Regions from separate parts of the Homo sapiens genome. Here region 1 is linked to region 2. The links are chromatin contacts, found by Hi-C or POLR2A ChIA-PET in ENCODE. All regions are on one chromosome and are shown on one strand. Each heading gives the region's core, a stretch centred on a gene start or an enhancer-like site at or near the end of the contact. The rest is flanking DNA. Distances are from core to core; before and after follow the strand shown.

Evidence for each region. Hi-C counts contacts between places; a loop is a spot of excess contacts on that map. ChIA-PET counts read pairs that join two places held with the same protein, here RNA polymerase II (POLR2A). Pooled maps may share reads with other maps.
Region 1: a pooled map shows a loop between it and region 2 (5-fold over the local background). The contact joins two enhancer-like sites. A Hi-C loop is called at or near these places in 3 of 50 pooled maps. POLR2A ChIA-PET finds 5 or more read pairs at or near these places in 2 of 52 experiments (T-cell and naive thymus-derived CD8-positive, alpha-beta T cell).

What each region holds. Positions count from the first base shown.
Region 1 is chr2:113,245,737-113,252,761 of GRCh38, forward strand. It overlaps PAX8 (paired box 8), which reads right to left. Exons shown (of 12, transcript NM_003466.4): 3 at 1,018-1,183. PAX8-AS1 (PAX8 antisense RNA 1) reads left to right here. Exons shown (of 6, transcript NR_015377.2): 2 at 5,031-5,170. Among named protein-coding and RNA genes, the nearest start is that of PAX8-AS1, 13 kb to the left of the region's middle. Within about 2 kb of position 5,520, at least 3 of the 41 ENCODE cell types and tissues checked have a DNase peak (open chromatin) inside an H3K27ac peak, as active enhancers do.
Region 2 is chr2:112,993,981-113,000,897 of GRCh38, forward strand. It overlaps the pseudogene POLR2DP1. Among named protein-coding and RNA genes, the nearest start is that of IL36A, 8.0 kb to the right of the region's middle. RefSeq lists an enhancer at 2,837-2,996. Within about 2 kb of position 1,516, at least 2 of the 41 ENCODE cell types and tissues checked have a DNase peak (open chromatin) inside an H3K27ac peak, as active enhancers do.

The sequences.
Region 1 (7,025 bases), core at 4,270-6,769, 260 kb after region 2:
TCCATTCATCTGTTACTTCCATCCAGGACTCATCTCTTCTGGGACACCACAACCCATCACAGGAATCCCCTCTCCCTAGCCCAGCAAAGGATCATGCCTTTCCCTAACTACTTCAGGAGGGGAGCCAGGGCTTTTCACGGTTCAAAGAACAGTCCAGGTCCCTTTACCTTGTCCAACCAGGGCTCCTCCTAAATCCACCTAAGGGTCAGAGCAGGGGGACAGGCACACGTACACAGAGCTGACTGGAAGCTGTGGCACAGAGGCATTTTTAATGGAAGTGGCTTTGCAGACTGGAATCTGTGACTGCATCAGCTCAGAAGCAGGCCTTTGCTGCTCCTGGTCTCTTCTGAATCTTTGGGTCAGTGGTTCTCAACCCTGGCTGCAGAGAATTAGAGTCACTTGCTGGGGGCGGATGGGCTGGGGAGTTATATGCCAAAACTTGCGCCTATTTCCCTAAAGTTCGGATTTAATTGGTCTGCCCTGGGGCATAAACAGTATTGCTATTTAAAAATCAGGCTTCCCCTGGTGACTGTAATGTGCTACCAGGGCTATGAAGCACTGATCTGGGGTCTTGGGGAATTATGGTTTGAGAAGCACAAACTCAGATATCACTCTTTTAGGGGTTAGACCTTGGGAGCTCATCTGTGTGTCCCCTCCCTAGTGGCCTAATTTCCCTAGGTCTCGGTAGGAGGAGGACCTTGGGGGAAGATTCTCTTGCCTTAGCAGGAGAGAAGCCTATAGCTAATGAGACATGGAGCAAAAGAGAAGAAGGGAGAGGGAGAAACTAAAAGAAGGATAAATGGACAAAGAAAGAAGGAAGGGCAAGAAAACAGTAGAAAAATAGTGGCTGGGTAGAGGCCCAGAAGGACCACCATAACTGTTCAGGTCTCAGGACCAAAGCTGGACATTGGGAGCAAATCCCCGTTCCCTGGGAGGGGAATTCTCTAGCTGCCCTGAGATCAGCTGGAGAAGTCAAGCCCTGCGGGGAAGGCGGCCTGCGGTGAATTTCGTGCTTACCTGCCAAGGATCTTGCTGACGCAGCCATGGCTGACGCGGAGCTGGCGAGAGATGTCGCAGGGCCTTACACCCTGGTGGGCCAGGTCTACGATGCGCTGGCGGACCACTTCCGGCAGAGGTCTGCCATTCACAAAGGCCCCTCCCAGCTGGTTCAGCCCTCCATGGCCTAAGGAGACAATATTCCCAGGGACAGCTGTCAGGGTCAGGTAGGAGTTTGGGTGGGGATTAGCTATGAGTACAGGTGCTGGTGTGTGTGTGTGTGTTTGACTGTGACCATGAAATCCCACGGCCAGGCCCTGTGGGCCCCTCTGCACCCCTTCCCCAGTTCTCACTCCCAAGATGCTGGCACAAATGGTATGTGATGCTCATCCCCCACGATGGGATGGTGTCACAGGAGCACCTTGGGCTTGGGGACTCTTCAGGCAGACTCAGCCCTTCACTCCAAATCACAATCCCCTATTTTCTTCCCTCCCTCTGAAAAGTGTGTAAGGAATTGAGGATGTGGGGTCTTCCCATACCAATACTGAGCCGTTTGACCTTGGGGAAAACCCCTTCTCTTCTGAGAGTCTCTTTTCCTTTTGTAAAATGACGGCACAGGTGATTTTCACCTTTCTCCTTCTCCTCATGGAACCAGATTTTAAAACACTACCTCATTGAGAAAAAAAAATACAAAAGAATAAAAGCAGAAACTCTCTGGTAGAGCTTGGGCAGAGAAGGCCTGAGCTCTGTCTGTGGACTTCTGGCCTGAATGACCCCCAAGGTTCCTTCTTTCTCTAATAGGCCAGAGCAGCAGGGACCTGGTGCAGGGTCCTCACAGGCATAGATAGCACTGGGTTCCAGGACTGACACAGGGGCTACAGGCCACTGTGGGAATCTATCCACGTCATGGATGTGTGTACACGTTCCCTTAGCTGCTTTCCTGACTTGGCCTCTGCTCTCTGGCCCCAGCCTGTGTTTCATTCTGAGCCCATCTATCCAGTCAAATCCATTTGTATTGAGTGCTAACTATGTGCCACGCACTGCACAGGTCCCTGATGATGCCAAGGTGAATAAGGCAGACATGATCCCTATTCTTCCCTCATGGGGTTTATTACAGTGAGGTCCTAGACCAGCAAACAGCCAGTTAACATATTTTGTGACCACTTTTGGGACTGGTGACATGCAGAGAGTTATGGGAACCACTGGAGGGGAACTTGACTTGGCTCAAGGAAACACAGAAGGGTTCCTGAGGAGGTCTAAGCTGAGACTGAAGATAAACAGGTACTAGCCAAGTGAGGGAGAGAGGGGAGAAAACTGTTCCAGGCAGTGGGAACAGAATGTGCAAAGACTCAGAGGCAAGAGGATACTTGTCTGTTAGATTTTCCAACATATTCAACTCTATAGTACCTAGAGCCATACTGGGCTAATTTCAGGGCCGAGATTTCCATTTTTCTCATGAGGAGACTGGGGCTCAGAGAGTTTTAGTGCTCTGATTTATATGACTTGTCTAACTCAGCTTATATGAGGAGGAGCTGAGATCCATCCAGAATTTAAGGCTCAGATCAGGGCTGCTCCTTGAGGGGAGCCCTGTTCTGGGGCTAGAGCTATGCCTGGATGCTTGTCATTGGCTCTGCTGTTTTGTGCTGAACATGCCATGGTCTTTTTCACACCAAGGGCAGGATTTGGTGATATGACTGGGAAGGTAGAGCCCTGCAGTGTGGGAGTCAGGGAGCAGGCAGGTGAGAAGGAAGAGCCAACCCCAGCCTTCTGTGTGAACCAGTTAAAGACTGTTTATGGCCGAGGGTGGGAAGTGCCTTTGCTGGGCACACAGTGCCCATTATCACCCACTGACTTAGCACATTCAGAACTGCCTTGCAATGTCTCCTCAGGGGCCCAAGCTGTCTTCAGCAGAACACTCAATTTCCCTTTAATAAAGGGGGTGGGGGCCAGGTGCAGTGGCTGACATCTGTAATCCCAGCACTTTGGGAGGCTGAGGCGGGCGGATCACCTGAGGTCAGGAGTTCGAGACCAGCCTGACCAACATGGTGAAACCCCATCTCTACTAAAAGTACAAAAAAAAAAAACTAGCTGGGCATGGTGGCACATGCCTGTAATCCCAGCTACTCGGGAGGCTGAGGCAGGAGAATTGCTTGAACCTGGGAGGTGGAGGTTGTGATGATCCCAGATCGCATCATTGCACTCCAGCCTGGGCAACAAGAGCGAAATTCCGTCAAAAAAAAGAAAAAAAAGGGAGGTGGGGGTGCTCTAAGCCTCTGCCCTGGGCAGTAAGTCAGGAGGAAAAGCCCTCTGGCCAAACACCCAGCAAGAAGGATGCAATGACCCATCTTCCTGGTGGACACAACGGGTGAGCTTGGGCACAGCTTCCACCTATGCCTGTCCAGGCAAGTCTTCCTAGTGACTGCTTCTCCACTAGGGCTGGAAGAGTGCTTGGAGGGCCTTCAGGAGAGCCCAGATGGTGGGCAGAGGGGCCTTTGCCCAGTCCTAAGCCCATTCCTCTGGTCCTCACTGGCCAGAGTGCCATTTGTGAATTGCTGTAGCCATTTGCCCTCACTGCATCATTGTTGCCTTCCGGCTCTTTTGGGTCCAGGCACTGAACACAAGGGGGCGCCAGACAGCCACCCAAACACAGACAAGACCTTCAGCAGTCCAGCTTTGTCCTCATTTTCCAGAAGTTTCCGGGCCGTATCCACCCAAACCTAGGTGTTTAGGCTGGGACCTCTATATCTGAAAGCAAGGTTTCTTAGAGGTGGAGGTTCTTCACCTCTACAAATGTGAAGCAGGTTTAAAAAAAATGCCATTCTGGGGTGGCATGAATTGGGTATTGTGCCTTTTTTTTAAAAAAAGAAAACGACGCTGTAAGTTGTGTGGGACATTGCTCTTAATTATTATGAAGGACTGACTCGCATCCTTAGAAACCCAAACCCTCAGGAAGCCACCTGAGAGGTTATTTACCGTTATCAGCAAGCATTGTAGTGCTGGGAAAGATGCATTCACATTTCTGGCCCCTAAACGGTGAATTCTCTGGTGCTTATTTTATTTGACTGTCTTCTGAATGACTTTGTGTTACTGTGGAAAGAGTCTTGGGCCTGATCCCTTCTTTGACACTGCCTGTTTTAGTCTTATCATTTGAGAAAGTGGGTTTTTTTTTCAACCTTAGTGTTTTTATCTATCGAATGGAGCTTAACAAAACTTATGCCTGCTGCTGACTTAAACCCCTATAAGAAGATAGGGGGGCTGGGTGTGGTGGCTCACGCCTGTAATCCCAGCACTTTGGGAGGCCGAGGTGGGTGGATCACGAGGTCAGGAGATCCAGACCATCCTGGCTAACATGGTGAAACCCCGTCTCTACTAAAAATACCAAAAATTAGCCGGGCATGGTGGCAGACGCCTGTAGTCCCAGCTACTCAGGAGGCTGAGGCAGGAGAATGGCATGAACCCGCAAGGCAGAGCTTGCAGTGAGCCAAGATCACACCACTGCACTCCAGCCTGGGTGACAGAGCAAGACTCCATCTCAAAAAAAAAAAAAAAAAAGAAGATAGGGGGACCAGGATGGAGAAGTGTTTATTTAGATAAACAAATCTTGCTATAAATGTAACGTTTTTCTAATTTGTAATATTCCCATGGTTGAATGTTATGACCCAATCTTGGGAGTAGGACTAGGACTAGGGAGTGTTTTCTCAAACTTCAGTGTGCATCAGAATCACTTGGCAGTGAGGGTTATTAAAATACAGAGTACTGAGCACAATGCCCTAAGTTTCTGAATCAGTAGGTCTGGGATTGAACTAAGAATTTATGTTTCTAAGAAGTTTCCACATGGTGCTAATGCTGCTAGGCCAGGGTCACACTTTGAAAACCACTGGTTTAGGCCAGGTGATGGCTGGTAAATTAAGCGTAAGAGAATAACTCTTCATACTCCTCCAACATTCTTCTGACAATAATAATGATTGTTTGTATATTATGGTTTTCATTTCTTTTCAACTCAAGACATTGACCAAGTGCCTATCATGACTCAGGTACAAAGCACTGGGAATACAACCTTGAACAAGACAAGAATCCTGGCCTTCAAGGAACTTCGAACCTTTTGGGGGATATGATAAGACACATTAGGAATCACCATGTTAATGGTTATCTTTCTTGAAGGATATAAGTCCAGGTGCTTGGGGAGACCCGTAAGTGGTTAGAGGGAAGCTGCAAGGAAGAGTATCTAGGAGGTAACTAGGTGAAGAATTTTCTTCAGGGGGAAAGAAATCCATGCATAAAGTCTTGGTGCCTTCAAGAAATTGAAAGACATTTAGTGTGGCTGTAGGACAGGCAGGAAAGAGAATTTGGAAAGAGCCTGCTGGCTGCAGATGGAGATGGCCCCTATGGTTTGAAGTTTTAAGCTGAGTCTCTGCAATGGAAAGACCTTTGTCTTTCCTGTGTCCGGTGTGGGGGAGTGGACTCTTCTGGGTGAGTCACCACCAAATGCCCAGAGGTGGGTGCAGACTTCCTTCCTGCACTGGGGTTGGGGGGACGATTGGCGCCCACTGTGCTGACCACCTCTTCATGCAGCTGCAGGTGGGGTGGGCTTTGAGGCCGGAAGCCAAAAATGAGTAGGAGCCTCCTGGTTGGGCGGGAAGTGGGGTGAGGGGGGAAGGTGTGGCCCAGGAAGAGGTTTGAAGCCTCATAAGCAAAGACTCTTTGTATGTCTGGAGGATTGTGAGTGGGGAGGTGGGGTGGGTATGGGGGAGGAAGACAAGACCGCCTGGCCGGATGCAAGCAGGTTCCTGAGTGAAAGGTACTCAGACGGGAAATGCAAGCTTTCCTGGGGTCAGAGAGGACTTATCGTACAGTAAAGGGATTGGAGCTCAGCAAAGGTCTAGGTGAAGCTTGCTGTCCAGAAACATATCCTTTTGAAAAGTGACCATTCAGGGAGGTCTTAGGACTTTGTTGGTAATTTCTTCATCCTTTATAGAGCTCTGAGTAGTTGGGATGGCAGAAAGAAAACAGAGACACTTATTGACCAAAATTCTTGTTATATGCACCAATATCCAAACCCTTAAGATGTGGAAATCCTTTCTCCATGTTCCTATAGTCCTTTGCACAAATTCCTATCATAGCACTGACTGCATTGAACAGTAACTTTCTCTATTTGAGTTTCTTTATGAGTTACTCAAAGGCAGGGGCCCTGTCTTTGTCTACTGTAATTAGTGTTTTCTTATATACAAGTGATAGAAAAATGGTTTACATTGGTTATGGTTGTTGCATGGATTCCCATGATTCTGCATGGTGGGACCCCCAAATCCCATGCTTCAGTACTTTCCTCTTTATCCTTTTGCTTTATCTTTTGCGGCTCTGCCCAGTCCTAAAGTGGCAATGGCTCAATGTGGTGTTCTGCAAAAATTTCCACTTAACTATCTGGGGCTTTTTGCTTTAGTCCCATAGAGTGTCAAGGTGATAGCTGAGCCTTGGCAGGGCTATAGTGAGAGGTGCAGTGGCCTCTTTGGGTGCCTTTCAAATCATGCCAGGCCTATACGCCTTCCACAAAGGAAAGGCCTTGTCCATGCGAATCAGTCCCTGGCATTCTCAGCTTGGTGTTGTTGCCTTCCCCAGCTGCTCACTTGCAGGTCTGTGATCTCCATGTGCCACCTCCCAGCTAATCCTCTTGGCTTGGTGCCTTTCTGGAGTAAAGGCCAGGGTCTGTGCCTCCAACTGCTCCTGAAGAAAGTGTCCCAGGGCCATGGAATCCCAGTGTCCAAAGTCTGCACACTGGATCATGCCAGCACACATGAGGTTATGGGTTACCTGGACACATGAGACCCTTGGACTGGGTAAAAGAGGCTGGCATGCTGGAAAGCAGCATCCTGCATCTGCTGTTACCCCCAACTTGCTGCATGACCCTTGGTTACCTCTGTGCCTTACACTTGTCTTCCTAAGGGAAACTGTAGCCGAAAGACAGCAGCTAGGCAAAGCTGCGGCTTGTGTTTCTCATTGATCTCTTGCCCTTCTACCTGTGCTGGAATCCTACT
Region 2 (6,917 bases), core at 266-2,765:
TGAAAAACTTTGTTTGTTCAGTCACTGATACCTTGGACTTTCACTTGGCACAAATGTGAGCTCAAACAAAAGCTCAAATATGAGTCCTGACATCATGTGGCTGGACTCAAGGGTAAGGTGTTCATTCTGGTGATACAGAAGAGGCTATGATGACAGAGTATAACCAAAATGAAAACACCAATTTATAATAATCTCATAGAAAGCATGTGGAACCCAGAAAACACAGATCTGGGCTCCCTGCCTTACCCAGCACATGTGAGAAATAGTGTATTATGCCATGGTTTACAAAATCATGGAGGATCCCTGCAAGGAGCAATATCTTCATTTTCAGGTGAATAGTCTGGTCCACACCTAGTTTTTACACATTGCTATAGCAAATACTTCTGCATTTGAGAAGCACAAGCTCTAGGCTAATACTCATTGAATAATTTGTTTTCTTTGGACCTTTAGCAATTGGTGTTATAGAAGGTCTGATGCACTAGGAGAAGGGGGATTCTGGGGGCGGGGGCGGAATTAGTAGTCTTATAACCATGCCACCAGAGATTCACAATTGTAGATAAAACAGGTGAGCGGGTTGTTTCTCTGTCAAGTCGCTTTGGGGCTGATATCCTCTCACCTCAGGACTGCTGAAGGGTAATGGCTGTTTCCTGAATCTGGACAGGAAGACTTTGTCTCATAATTCATTAACAACTGGGCATGGGGACTGAAGATGCTGCCCACAGAGTGCTGAAAACAATGGTCATAATTAATAATACATGTCAATAAAATATTGTTTTGTTTCTTAGACTGTTGCTGTGAGAAATCAGCAACAATTACCTTGAGCAAGATGGCAGAGCAAAGTCTGAGACATGTCATCATTAGGGCTGTCCCTATCTAGCAGGGTGTCAGCAAATGACCTACCCAGGGTAGAGTCACCCAAGGTGGAGCACCTGTGCAAATGTCATTACGTAGTGGCACAAGTACAGTAATGTTCAGCACACCTGTATTTCCCAAACTTGAAACTACATTAGAATCATCTGGATATTCACTGAAAACCTAGGGCACTTGTGCTCGCTCCATGCCTAGTAGATTAAAATCCCCTCCTCCAGAAATTGCAACTTACTAAGTTTATGGTGGGACCTAAGAATTAATATTTTACCAAAGACCCTAGGGAGTGCTAATTTCTAAGTAAACATGGGAAATACTCTTCTGGACCATCCAGTGGAGTTTTGTGTGTAAAAAGACACAAATTAATCATGCTTGGAATGATCTATATGCTTCTATAGAAATAAAGAGATATGTAACAATACATACCTCCTGCTTTTTTTGACATTTACTTTTGTAAAGTTGTTCTCTCTTGAGTGATTTAAAAGCAAATTGAAGGAAAATGACTTGTATAAAAAGTTCACATCCTCAAATAAAATTTTTCATATCCCCAAATTGGAAAGAACCGAAATTTCCATCAAGCAGTGAATAGATAAACAAGTTGTGGTGTATTCAATGCTACTTAGCAATAAAAAGAAATCAAGGATGTGGGTGGTGGCACGCGGCACGGCAATGGCAGCAGGCGGCAGCGATCCACGGGCTGACGATGTAGAGGAGGACACTTCACAGCTCCTTTTTCCTAAAGAGTTTGAAACAGCGGAGACCCTTCTAAATTCAGAAGTTCATATGCTTCTGGAACATCGAAAGCAATAGAACGAGAGTGCAGAGGATGAACAGGAACTCTCAGAAGTCTTCATGAAAACAATGAAACTACACAGGCCGTTTCAGTGGTTTCGAAAACAGAGAGACCATTGCCAGTGTTCGTAGCTCTAGAAAAACCTTCATAAATTTGAGTTGGTCTGTTTGGCCAACCTTTGCCCAGAGACTGCTGAGGAGTCCAAGGCTCTAATCCCAAACTTGGAGGGGTGGTTTGAAGATGAGGAGCTGCAGCAGGTTCTTGATGATATCCAGACAAAGCACAGCTTTCAGTATTAATCCCTAAACATCACTGCTGCTTGGAGAAACTATGGCCCCACAGGGTCTGGGGCTGATTTGCATAGACATTTCATTGTAGAAGACAGTTGGGAATTCCTTTGGAGAAAACAGCCCAACTTGCTGTTGGGTTAGGTTGCTGTTTCAAATAATTCGTAGGTCCAGGTGACATGTAATCTTGGAGCAGCCTTGTGCAGTGGCTGCCAGTGGCTTCCTGAGTGTGCCCTGGGAAGTGTGAGGTGGCTCGGGTGGGAGGGGGTGTCATATTAGCCACACTGTTGACTCCCTCATTCATGACTTTTGGCCCCCACGTTATCTTGTATTCTTAATACTTCATGTTTTAATTTCAGTGTGTTTATACGTTTTGAAACTAGACCAGAACATAGTAGACTTTATAGAGAAAGACCAGTTTTATCTAGATGCCAAAGGAAGAATTAAACCACTGTTATTGTTTGAGACTTTTTTTTTTTTTTTTGGAGATAGGGTCTTAACTCTATTGCCCAGGCTGGAGGAGTGCAATGGTGCAATCATGGCTCACTGCAACCTTCTGGGATCAAAAAATCCTCCTGCCTCAGCCTCCCAAATGGCTGGGGCCGCAGTTGTGCACCACCACTCTTGGCTAATTAAAAAAAATTTTATTTTATTTTATTTTAAATAGAGGGTGTGTCTCACTATGTTGCCCAGACTGGTCTTAAACTCCTGGCCTCAAGTGATCCTCCTGTCTTATCCTCCCAAACTGCTGAGATTACAGGTGTGAGCCACTGCACCTGGCCTGAGGAGTATGTAAAGTTCCTGGGCCTCTGTGCATGCCTGAGCAGCTGCTGTTCAGAGACTTCAAGCAGCTCTGTGTCAGACCCCAGGTCCTGGTAATGTGCGCTCACTCCACCTCCTGATCTGAGGGTTGCAAAGATTCATGGGAGAAGTGTGGTTTCCTGCTTCCCTTGGCGGGGTGCTGGGGAGTCCCTTGGCTCTCTGTCGCTAACAGGAGGACTGTCACCTCGCCCTGCTTTCCTTTGTTCTCTGTGGGTCGAGTTGTTTCCCTGATCAGTCCCAATGCGAGTACCTGGATATATCAGTTGAAGGTGCTGTATTTACTCACCCCTTTTTGTTATTTTCCATGAGTGCCACACACTGCAGCTGCTTCTCATTGGTCATCTTGGCCCCCACCAGCAGTTCTTAATTCTAGAGAAAAAATTAAGTTATTCAGGAGACAAAATGTAATCATAATTTACTATATAGCTTAATTGTCAGTAATGTTTATATTGCAATAATAGTGTATATGCTATCCAAAATCATGATGTAAATATTTTGGAAGGATGCATGGATGAATGAGTGTGTGTGTGTGTGTGTGTGTGTGTGTGTGTGTTTATGTAGTAGGGAGTTAGATGAGTTGTGTATGACAATTAAAACTATTTTCCATGGAAGGATGTTAACACATAATGGCTCAAACAGAAAAATCGAGAAATAGCACCACACTCATAGTACTTTGAAAAATGGAGGTAAATATCAAAAACAATTAAAAGAGTAAAAACTGGTTTTCTCTGAGCAGCAGGAAATAATGACTATTCTGTTTTGTAACAAGACTTTGAAGCCTGAGAAAACAGACTATGTTTATGTGAAGCTTTTGTTTCTGGAGATGAAAATAGCAGAGCCAAGAGGAATGATGAAAAAATTCATTGTTGGACTATATGGAAAACTCAGGCTGTGTTCATGGTCTTTGAGTGAACTATTTTCAAGTAAGTGGTCTACCCCTTGATATTTGAATTTAAGATAGTTTACTTTTGTTATTAATACTCTTTCTGTTTTAAGCAAATTGTGATTGTCAATTTTACCAATGGGTTGGAGGCCATAGACTGAGAAAGCAACCCTCCTTTTCTGCACTGGAAGGATGAACCATCATTCTGCCTGTGGGACCTTGCTCTGACATTGCCTTGGATTGGAATCCAAGTCTATGGAGAGGGACTATGTGTTTTCGTTCTTCGTGGGTCCATGTCTTTAAATTTTAATATAGTATTTTTACACTTAAAATGGTCATAAAGGATTTTATTTTACTTTTTCCTTCTGTAAGATTTAGATAAAAGACTTTCTGGCTTTCTCATATAACTGGCTTTATTTTTTCATCTTTATTACTGATGTCTGATTTATTTCTGCCTTTTAAATATTTATTATTTTAGCTTATTTTGTTTTATTTAGATTTACATATGGCTTTTAAAAAAGGTTCTCTAAGAATTTAATGAAGTAATGAGATTAAACACTCAATAAAGAATAGAAATAAACTCAAATAAATATGGAGGTAAATATCAAAAACAGTTAAAAGACAATAAACAAGAATACTTATTGTTGTATTGTCCTGATCATCTCCAGGAAATCCAGGAAGTTGCTTTATAATCCATTTTCTTTCTATGGTGTAAAAGAAATACTGAGTAGGTAAGAAGGAATATTTGTAACAAATATATCTAAGGTCTAAACAAAAGAGACCTATATAAACTCACCCAGATGAATAAACAGAACTAGGAACTTTGGAAGAACTGTATGCCCATCCTCTATTCTATCCTCTTCTCTTCCTCCCCACAGATGTAATTGTCATCCTAAATTTGATGGTAACTATTCTCTTAAATTTTGTTATAGTTTTACCATCTATGTATATGCCCCTAAAATAGATATTGTTTATGCTTTAAACTTTATATAAATGAAATAATACTGTATGTATTCTTTTACATCTTGCTTATTCACATTCTTGGGATTCATGGTGATATGTCATGTCAGTTTGGGTGCTTTGATGAGAAGATGTTAAGAGATTTAATGGGAGACATGCCTGAAGGCCAAAAAAGAGGGATCAGGAGTAGGTAGGGAGAGCATTCAGACTGTGAGGCAGGACTGACACCAATGATAGAAAAGAGAGAAGGAAAGGCCAGGTGCGGTGGCTCACACCTATAATCTCAGCACTTTGGGAGGCCAAGGCAGGCAGATCACTTGAGGTCAGGAGTTCGAGACCAGCCTGGCCAACACAGTGAAACCCCACCTCTACTAAAAATACAAAAATTAGCCAGCCATGGTGGCACGTGCCTATAGTCCCAGCTACTTGGGAGTCTGAGGAAGGAGAATCACTGGAACCCAGGTGGAAGAGGCTGCAGTGAGCCGAGATCATGCTACTGCACTCCAGCCTGGGCAACAGAGCATCTTGAGACTCTGTCAAAAAAAAAAAAAAAAAAGAGAGAGAGAGAGAGAGAAGGAAGGAGGAGTGGGTAGGAAGAGCGTCAGACTGCAGTGCACCTGTGAAGCTCTGAGAAAGTCTCAACCTGGCACATTGGGGAGCCCTAGAGCAAAACTTGGCTGCAGAGGCATTCCACATCAGTAGGAAAGACTGCCATCACTGGCTGGGAGCAGCCCAAGAAAAGAGTGTTCTTGGCAGGAGCACTGCCATGAATCCAAAATTGCAGCAGCTGAGGTTGTCTTCCAACTGTTCTCCTTGTAACAGGTTCTTTTAAAGGGAAGTCTGAGAGTCACACCTCCATGCTCACAATCCACTCTTGTGCTGCATGGACCCCATCCTCTACGTATGTTTGGGAGCAGATCATCCATGCCTCCCATGGGTGTCTACCTGAAGGGAAACTTAGCAGAGGAATGTTAGTGAATGGACTACAGCACCCATTTCTATAGTTGGGCCAACAGTTTGTTCTCATCATCTTTTTTCTCCGCTGTCTATTCTAAATTTCCTTTACCCTCAACTAATAGCTTGGCAGGTCTTAGTGGCTTTCCTGGGGATGTGATCAAATCCCTCACTCTGGCAGTCATGTACTTCTTGAGCTGGGGTTACTGCATGTCTATTCACATTTAGTTATTCAAGGGAATACCAAGAGGTGTCCAAATGGATCACTTGGGTTCCACAAATATTACACACATATACCTCCCTATCTTCATATGTAAAAGCAGCTATACCTCCTCTTACATATACTGCTGGATGGCAGCCCATCCTTCCAAAGTATTACCACTTACATGGTGTTCCAGGTATACCTCCAGGAGGCCATTCAATGCTCCAACAGGTTGCTACTTTTGGGTTGACCAATGAGTCCAGGGAAGTAGTGGAGCAGGCTTATACTGACTTTGCAGGGTCAATTACTACATTTTCAGGATTTTCTGTGTCGGTTGGCAACTTGAAATTGCCCATTATAGTAGTATTTACATCAAGAAAATTGACAAATACTACAAATCAGGGCTTTTCTTTTTTTTCTGGAGAGCCAGTTATTAAAAATGTACTAGTATACCATTAAGTGAACTTAATGATCATGGACCTGTTTCAGCTCTTCCTTCACTATAGGGCCAGTGTTTTGGTTAGCTGCTATGTTGTTTTGGACTCACTGGTTGGATGTTGTATTGCATGGGATTCCATAGGCCCCTGGATAGTGGTTATAGCTGAGGTTCTGAATGTAGGAGAGCAAACCCACACCCAGACTATGTAGTCATCCCTGTGAGGACAAACTGCTTTACTTCCAAGAGGGAGGGGACTGATATACTTAACCTGCCACCACAAGTTTCTGTCTCAGAAAGTTCTTGATTTTCCCTTAATCTGAAAAACTTAAGAAATTTTGCAGAGTATGAAATTCCATTGGAAGGTTTCCTTTCTGCATTTTGAGATATCATTCTATTGTCTTTTGGCTTTCATTGTTGTAATTGAGAAGTCAGTTGTCAGTCTTTTGCACCCCTCGAAGGTAATGAGTTTTTATTATCTGCTACTTTTACATTTAATTTTTGCCTTTGGTTTTATAAAATTTCAATCTGATGTGTTTAGAAGTGAATCTTTAAAACATTTATGTTATTTGAGATTTATTGTGTTTTTTGAAACTGTGAATCAGTGTCTTTATTATTTGAGAATATTCCCAGCCATTCTCTCTTCAAATAATTACTCTGCCTTATTTTATCTTTCCTCCTAGGACTCCAGTCAATATCTTGCAACTTCTCAC